Linked DNA regions of Homo sapiens: region 1 is linked to region 2. A link is a contact called in ENCODE Hi-C or POLR2A ChIA-PET data. All regions are on one chromosome and are shown on one strand. The core of a region is the stretch at or near the end of the contact, and the rest is flanking DNA. Distances in the headings are between cores, read along the strand shown. Region 1 overlaps SLC8A1 (solute carrier family 8 member A1). Region 2 overlaps SLC8A1-AS1 (SLC8A1 antisense RNA 1).

Region 1 (4,323 bases), core at 678-3,177, 97 kb after region 2:
ACCTACAGTATGACGTGCTGGGGCCATGAATGAGAGTAAGAAGCTCCATTTGTGAGAGTTGCCTCCTTAGCACTGTGTTGTGATCAACTGACTGAACTGGTCACCGACATTTGGCATTTGTCTATCATTAAACATCAGGTACTGCCCTAAGAGTCACAGTGCTAATTCTAAGCGCCATTGTGTGATCCCCACCCCCAGCAATTTGCAGTGTATGAACCAAGATTACTGTTGGGGGCAGGGTAGTGGAATTGTTTTAAAAAGGTGGACAAATCCATATATACACAAAACAATGAAGAACAAAAAATATCTCATGTAATTTACAAATATATAGAGAGAGATTCTGTGATGAATAAAACAAAATAATTTCAAAATCTTACAGAATCCATGGTAAATTCTGACACTATCATGTAGAGAATCCATGACATTTTTATATTAGAATTAGTCCTTGTGAAAAATAGAGAAAAGTCAAACCTATTGAGTCAGAAAGTACATCAGTGGTTGCCTGGGGCAGAGGGTGGAGATGAGGATTATCTGTAAATGGCCGTGAGGCATCTTACTGGGGTGATGAAATGTTCTAAAACTGGATTAGGGTAATGGTAGCAAGACTCAGTGAATTTACTAAAAATCATGAAATTGTATGTACTACAAATGGATGCATTTTATGGTATGTAAGTGATACCACCATAAAGCTGTTAAAAGATGCAGACTGAGACAGCATTAAAATAAAAACAACCCACCAGAAAACAGTGGTCCTTGAGATGTTTCATTTTTTTTTTTTTTTGAGACAGTGTCACACTCTGTCACTGAGGCTGAGTGTGATGGCATGATCATGGCTCACTGCAGCCTTGGCCTCCTGGGCTCAAGTGATCCTCCCATCTCAGCCTCCTGAGTAGCTGGGACAACAGGTGCATACCACCATGCCCAGCTAATTTAAAACTTTTTTTTTTTGTAGACACAGGGTCTCTCTATGTTGCCCAGGCTCATCTCGAACTCCTGGACTAAAGCGATCCTCCTGCCTTGGCCTCCCAAAGTGTGGGGATTACAGACGTGAGCCAGCACACCTGGCCACCTTCATTTCAAATGTGAAAAGGGAGAAATAAAAGTCATCAACTCAACATTATTTACAAATCATTCCTTAGAGACTGACACTCTTGTGAATGCTTCTGCTACACTCGATGCTCATTCCCTTTGCAATACACCCTGAGCCTCAAAAGAAAGGGAAATTTACACTCATTCACATAACACATGCATAACACCAACCCTCCAAACACAAAACACATGAACGCACACCTGTACAGCATGATGTTTCTACCAAGTGCCCTTGCTCTGGCCAACCTAGAGTATGTAAGAAGGCCTAGATAGAATAGAATAAAATATTTTTAGCTCTCTTCTCTTACACTGTGACTTTTATGGGACTGAGTAAAGTTGGCTGGTATGGGGTTGGGGCACTAATCCAAAGGCTCTGCAGGACTTCAGATTGGGCAGGACACATGCTGAGCATCCCTGCTCCCTGGACCACCTCCTGGTAAATGACATCATTGTTATCATCCTGATTCCCCTCCAGCTTTGTACTCAATGCCAGGTGCCCATGCAGTACTGCCCTTTGAGAGAAATAAGGAGTATGACTACCAACAAAAAACCCTTAAAAGTATTTAATAAAAAAACTCTTCCTTTGAGGAGAAAGAATAAAAGATGCAAAGAGCTTTGAAATGGATCTTTCCCAGGTTTTTACAGAATCTTTGGGTCGGCTGCATGCGGCCTATTCCCCACTGTTTCTTAGTATACGATAACAGGCAGTTATGGTGCCATTTATAGAGAAAATCTTGTAAATTCTGGTTGCTAGCCTTCTTTTGTTTCATTCTCTCCTCAAAAATGTTTGCCTTTGCAGGCTTCCTTTAACTCTAATGACATCATCTATTCATGGGAAAGTGTGCTGGAAAGTACAAAGCATTTAAACTCCAGACTGCTGCTTGCTAAAGTGAGGTTAAGATAAGGTCCTGTGGAAAGCCATTTGAGTGATTAGGGCTGTCCCGTGCTGCCCGTCTGGCAGTGTCCCTGGTTAGCTTTGCCTCTTGGCCTGACTGCAGATCTGAGGGTCCATTCAGCAGTACTGAACTTTTTTGGTAGTAAAGAAACGTGTTGCTTATTAGAGTATGTGAAAACAAAATATACTTGCCCTTTAGTAGCCTCTTGGGGAAACTGACACCATAGCCACTGGGAAATACTGGCTTAGGGTAAAGTCACTCTGTTTTCTTTTCCATTTAAGCTGATGTGAAATGTAGCCATCCAATTAAATATGTATGCACACTGTCACAATGGCACCTCTTGACACTGGCTATCTGACTTGAAATGTCAATGTTGAGAGGAGAAAGCTCATGGTCAGTGAAACTGCAGGAAACAGAAGCACATTTGGATATGTCCACCTCACTAGAATTCCTACCATAGGGAAAAATGAAGATAGGCTGAAAATTTACTTAGTTTTTCAGTTTTCAATTGCTGCAATGTAGCTAAGGTAAATAACCCAGGAGGCCTAACTTGTTTATCAGTGCATTGAAATAGAAAGTAAGGGAGATCCAACATTTTTAAGGGTCTACTATATGCGAGGCTCTGTGTTGGGTACTTTATAAATTCTCTCTCATGTAATCCTCACTACAACTCTGTGAGATGGATTTTCATGTTCCTATTATTCTGGCTTAGAGGAGTTAAGCAATTTGCCTCTGGGGATGTCATACATCTAGTAAGTAGCGGAGGGAGGGTTGGGTTTGAACACAGGTCTACCTGCCTCTCTAAAGCTCATGTTCTTTTATAACCCCTCAGCACGTAGTCATTGTGCTAAGACTTTGCATAACTTCTCTGAGACAGAGGCTGTTAACTGTCAATCTATCTGTGAGCTTTGCACTGAGAACAACACATCTATTTGAAGTAGGATGGGATGAGAAGAAATGATGGAATTAATCTGATTCCCTGCTGTCCTTCAAGGGAGCTCAGAATTCAGAATGACTGGGTACAGTTTCCCAAGGGGAACATGTTTGTGATGAGTGGGCATTTTTGTGTTCGCTCCTGACCACCTCTCTGCTGTTAAGAGTAGACTGAGTGTGTTTACTGGTTGGTGAGACCTTGGAATATTAACCTCTATGGTTCCCACTCCTACTTCTGCTCAGAGATCTAGAACACTGGAATGTAATTTCCAAAGCTGCCAGTAAGCCTGGGCAGAACATGACTGCTAGGAGGGTGTCCTCAACATGCCCTTCCTGGGCCCCACTGACCGGCACCTGGGTAGCTGTGTATCACAGCTGTGTTTGGTCTAGCTCGGGAAGACCAAATCTCTCTTTGTGTTCAGATTCATTAGTGGCACATGGCTGTGCTGATGAGGATTATCTTGGTATTCTATTTTTTTTTTTTTTTTTTTTTTTTTTGCCAGCTGGGTCAGAACTGAACATCTTTCAGTTGTCTTAGTGATTAAATTTTTACATACAGGAAATGCTAATAGTTTACAGGTATAGAACTGGATCTTGATTCATTTCTGAATTTTTTTGAAAGCATGGACTCCATTAGGTGTTTTTCATGCCAAACAGAATAATAGTTCCTGACCTTGAAGAGTTTAAATGTAATCTTACTGTTGCATGCCTTAAAAGTAAAAAATAATAAAATTGAGGTAAAGAGAGAAATTTAAAAATTTCTTAAAACGTTTGTGAGGCATATGGAAAAGAGCATATGCAATACTTTAAAAATAAGTCCAAGATGGCACGATAGAGTAGCTAAGTACCAGATTATAAAAACGAGAGATAACATGGATTCCACAGTTTACCATCCCTACAAACTTTGGCTAAATATGGACAAGTCATTTATTCTCTATGAGTTTTAGTTTCTTCATGTAACATGAGGATACTTGTATTCACTCTCCTATAAGCTATTAAGTGATTTTAGACAGGGCCACTGGAGTTACATCCAGGCATATTGTACCCTATACAGCTCCAGGAGGGTCACTCAGATTATGGGGCCTCTTGGAGTATGTAGCATACAACCTGCACAACCATACAAGTTACTTGATGGTCCACCGAGAAGTAAAGCGACAGGACCCAGTAAATTGTAAAGTACTTGCTGTTTAAGTATTCTACAGAATATCTTAGTTTTGAGAGTTATTAGAAGCCAGAAAATTAAAAACTGAAAAACATAAGCTATCAATAGCTAACTGTTTTTCTCAGTTACTAAAAATAATATAATGTTTTGTAGCACAGTGCTGAACAAACAGAAAAAAATATCATTTTCAGGGGAAGGATCTAAGCGTCAAAAAAAATAAAGGTTGAAAGGAGGCAAAATCAG
Region 2 (4,516 bases), core at 1,339-3,838:
AAAATTACATATGCTAGTATAGATGTGTAGAAAGGAAAACTCATACACTGTTAGAAATATAAATTTGTACATCTTGTAAATAGCATGGAGGGCCCTCAAAAATTAAAAGTAGAACTACCTCATGATCCAGCAATCCCACTACTGGGCACATATCCAAAGAAAATGAAATTAGCATGTTGAAGAGCTATTTGCATTCCTATGTTTATTGCAGCTCTATTCATAATAGCCAAGATAAGGAATCAACCTAAGTGTTCAACAGATGAGTGGGTAAAGAAAATGTGGTATATGTACACAGTGGAATACTATTCAACCACTAAAAAGAATAAAGCATCGTCATTTGCAGCAACATGGATGAACCTTGAGGACATTATGTTAAGTGGAATAAACCAGGCACAAAAAGATGAATACCACATGATCTCATTCATATGTGGAATCTAAAGAAGTTGATCTCATGGAAGTAGAGAATAGAATAGTTGTTACCAGAGACGGGTGGGGAGAATAGGGGGATGAGGAATATAGGGTGAGACTGGTCAACAGGTACAAAGTAAAGTTAGAAAAGAAAAATAAGTTCTGGTGTTTTATTGCACAATACAGTGACTATGGTTAACAATATTGTATATTTCAAACTAGCTAGATGAGAGTATTTTGAATGTTCTTACCACAAATAAATGAATACAAGAAAAGAATCGTACGAGTGGATGGGTATGCTAAATACCCTGCTTTGATATTTTACACAATGTATACATTTATCAAAACATCCCACTGTTCCCCATACCTATGTACAATTATTATGTTTAAAAACAAAATAAAAAATTAAGAAGAGAATGAGTGTTAGGAGAAAGAAATCTGTGCTCAGAATCAGCTTATTTTATGAGTCATTTATTATGTCTTAGGACTGTGCTAAGTGTTTTACATGCATTTCTCATTTAATACTTACGCCAATCCTATGGCTTAAGATTATTGTGTGTTCCTTTAATCGATAAGAAACCAAGGCTTAGAAAGTTTAAGCAATGAGTCAAGGACCCAGGCAACCTAACTCCAAATCCAAAAATTTTAGCCACTCTGCCTCATCTCTATCTGGGTGCAAATTGTATCTACAGTCGTACTTTTCTCTTAACTATTTCTTGTCCCTAATGAAGGATGTTGTACTTGTATACATTTGTCATTCTTTTGAGTTCAGACCTGCTTTTGCATTTGACTTAAAACCAGCTACTTGTACAGGGGAATCTTACTAGTTGACTACCTTCCTCTTAATAATTTTGGTTAGAGAAAATAGCACAAAGTTTGTAGGAAGGAGAAATGAATTTCAAAGTAAATAGAGACACTAAGGCATTACATATGAAAATATCTTAAATGGTGCCTAGCACATAATAAGTAGGTTCATCATTAAGTGTAAGTTAAAAACACACACACACACACAAAAACCCACCTTGGAGAGGCACAGTGGCTCACATCTGTAATCCCAGCACTTTGGAACCCAGTGATTTGAGATCAGCCTGGGCAACATGGCAATACCTGTCTCCCAAAAAAAAAAAAAAAAAAAAAAGGTCAGATGTGGTGGCTTATGTTTATGGTCCCATCTACTTACTTGGGAGGCTGAGGTGGGAGGATTGTTTGAGACTAGGAGGTCAAGGCTGAAGTGAGCTGTGTTTTGTGCCACCGTACTCCAGTGTGGGTGACAGAGCAAGATTCTCTCTCAAAAAAACAATCACCTTAAATCTCTTTTCTTTTGCATCTATATCCTAGGAGTAGAGACAGAGAGTAATACTAAGAGAAGGTAGAGGCGGGAGGAGGAAGAGGAAGGAAGAGAAACCAGAACATACGTCCAAAGATATATGAACCCATTAGGTGGGAGATGAAGCAAGGGTTTGTGGAACAGAATCCTATATTTATATTTTTTGCCTTGTTTGGGTCCTGAACACTTTAGAGAAAATTGAAAAGGTGGCTGAGTGGGGAAACTGACAGCACCAGAAGAGAGGAGAACTTTGCTGATTTTTAACTTTGGTGGGACCAGTCCTAAATTAAAGCCATACTTCATATTCTGTGAGGGATGAGAATCACTTTCTGGGATTTTTAAGTCCCATCAAGTGCTTAAGACTCTTTTCTGAGTATTTAAAAAGGCTGTGGAAATCATCCTTATTTTTATTGGTCCGGTACCTACTAGGCTGTAATGAGCTAGTTGAAATGTGAAAACCAACGTTTCAGACTTGTGTCTGACTTTACAGTCTAAGCTATGATGAACTCCACTCTCCTCCACTCAGCCTCTTTCCTTGGGTTCAGGATGTCAAGCCCAAAGACTTGAGCTACACACTAGGCATGGGGCAAAGGGATGGTGCTGCTACCAGTGCCAGGTGTGGTAGTTGATGTCTTTAGTAACATCAGAGATAAAGTCCTAGGTATTTCAGACTGTGTGACACATTTGGGGTTCACTGTTACTAAAAATATTCTGTTTAACTGAAAGGTATTTGTCCACAGATAGACACTACAATGAACAAACAATTTTTCTTTGATAAAAGCACAAAGTACCTTGGGGATCATGCAATCAGAGCTTCAGCTTCATCATTATGAACATAAATTCTCTTTGTACCAGGAAATTGTGGAAACGATAGCTCATAGACAGCTCATATTGAGAGAATGTTAATGAGCCACTACATACTCTCTGAGGTTGACTAACCATTGTGGAGATAATGCTGGTGGCAAAGGATATGAGTATTCTAGAGGGAATGGGCAAGTGAAGCAAAGTGTCTCTTAATGTGTGCCATCTACCAGCACTAAAATGGTGCCCACTTGAACTGATTTGTAAACTTGTAACACTGACTTTGACCATCTGTACTCCTGGGTATCATGGTAAGTTATAAAGTAGATCACTACGCAATGCCTTTTAAGGTGCACACTCTGCTTGTGGTGCAAATAGTAATTCAGGGGCCTGGTTTTGAATCTATGCTGGTCTGCCTCATTTAAGAGAGCATTCAGGTTTCCATTATAGCTATGGCAAACTAAAATCTAATTGAATTCTACAGGCATTTAATAGCATGTCTAATGCGGGCAAAGCTCTTTGCTAGGGGATGGTAGAGGTACAGAGATAAAAGACAAAGATCAGTGCTTGATAATCCAGGGGTTACCGGCTATAGAAATTCTCTTAACTTGGTTCAGTGAATCTGAGGAGCTGGGAAAGGTGAGCCAGGGAGAAAAGGGAGAAAAGTCACTGCAAAGTGTGCTGACATCCTACTCTGGGCAATTGAAGGTGAATCCTGCTAGGACTCTCAGATTCTTTGTGGTATACATCAGAAGTGCCCTACCAGAGAATGGGAGGCGAGACACTTAACTATTGATTCCTAGCCCCTATCAGTTGAGGACTGGCCCTGGGGTTGTCAACTCCACAGTATTTCCTGGTGCCTCCAGGCTGAGCAGGCTCTCTGAGTGCTTGAGAAAGTCTTCCAGCAGAGGAGGAAGCAGCAGGAGCTTGAAGTCAGAAACTGTGAGCAGGCTGGAAATGGTCTATCCCGGTTGCTGATGAGCTCATTTCAGCCTATGGGGTTGTTGTTCACTTATTATAACAGTTGCACGTGCTTGCCACAGAAAATTTGGTAAACAAAATTCTATAATCACATTTTAGAGATAACCACGGTTATCACTCTGGTGTGTTTCCTACCAAAACTTCTTTTTCCACTGTGTGTGTGTGTGTTCTATACATGCATATTGGCAGGGTTATATTGTTTGAAATTTTACTTTGTAAAAAATAGAATCATGAAAATGGAGGAATTTAACTGTTAAACAGTCACCACAAAGTCTTCAGCTGATTCTAACAGGGAGGGAGTGTGAGCTTGGGAGAGACGCCTCTATTCATCTCAGGGCAACAGCTGGACAGTGACTCAGTTGAGAGCTGTGAGCTGTCCATAATCCCAGCAACTCAGGAAATGGATGTCTCAGTCCTAAAGAGGGGAGGAGTGGGCAGGGCACACAGCACCCGCTACAGTCCACCCCTTTGAGCTGATAGGATTGAATTTTTGTATAATAAATTCTGGGAACACCTCTTTAAAAAACGAAATTTTACTGTGTTTTTCTTGTTGTTTCTCCACTATTCAAAGTGGCCTGATCCTTAGTCTTTACTTGTCTCAGGCAGTTTTGAAGAACTCACAGTAGGCAGTACTTGAGGTCAGTGCATCTTCCTGTCTTTTGTAAAGACCTAAGAAAGTTGCTGAAATTATTCCAGATTCTCTGGAAAGAAAAGGGAAATCAAGAATCTCTGATAGTAGTAAGAGAGAAAAACATATAACCCAAGAGTGGAGGGCTGCTAGAGGTGTGAGATTCTGAGATGTGTCAGGAACCCTTTCAGTCTATGGCTGTGCCCTGGGGAGATGACCAGAGCTTGGAAGGGCAACTTCTTGGTGCTCCAGAAAGACTGGACCTGAGGCACACTGGCTGTCAGCCTAGTCAGTGCTTCCACATAACCTCATAGGAGGCACAAAAGAAGCAGACCTGTCCTTCCAAAAGTCTGGAGCTTGCTGGGGCAGCA

What was found. A loop is a pair of places that touch in the nucleus more often than their neighbours do. ChIA-PET counts read pairs that join two places held with the same protein, here RNA polymerase II (POLR2A).
Region 1: POLR2A ChIA-PET joins it to region 2 with 15 read pairs in AG04449. The contact joins two enhancer-like sites. A Hi-C loop is called at or near these places in 1 of 168 maps with a recorded cell type or tissue (sciatic nerve). POLR2A ChIA-PET finds 5 or more read pairs at or near these places in 4 of 52 experiments (AG04449, AG04450, Panc1 and 1 more).

Annotation. Positions count from the first base shown.
Region 1 is chr2:40,128,469-40,132,791 of GRCh38, forward strand. The region is part of intron 10 of SLC8A1 (solute carrier family 8 member A1); the gene reads right to left. All of the region lies in intron 3 of SLC8A1-AS1 (SLC8A1 antisense RNA 1), which reads left to right. Among named protein-coding and RNA genes, the nearest start is that of SLC8A1-AS1, 210 kb to the left of the region's middle. Within about 2 kb of position 1,928, at least 5 of the 41 ENCODE cell types and tissues checked have a DNase peak (open chromatin) inside an H3K27ac peak, as active enhancers do.
Region 2 is chr2:40,030,488-40,035,003 of GRCh38, forward strand. The region is part of intron 2 of SLC8A1-AS1 (SLC8A1 antisense RNA 1); the gene reads left to right. Among named protein-coding and RNA genes, the nearest start is that of SLC8A1-AS1, 120 kb to the left of the region's middle. Within about 2 kb of position 2,589, at least 3 of the 41 ENCODE cell types and tissues checked have a DNase peak (open chromatin) inside an H3K27ac peak, as active enhancers do.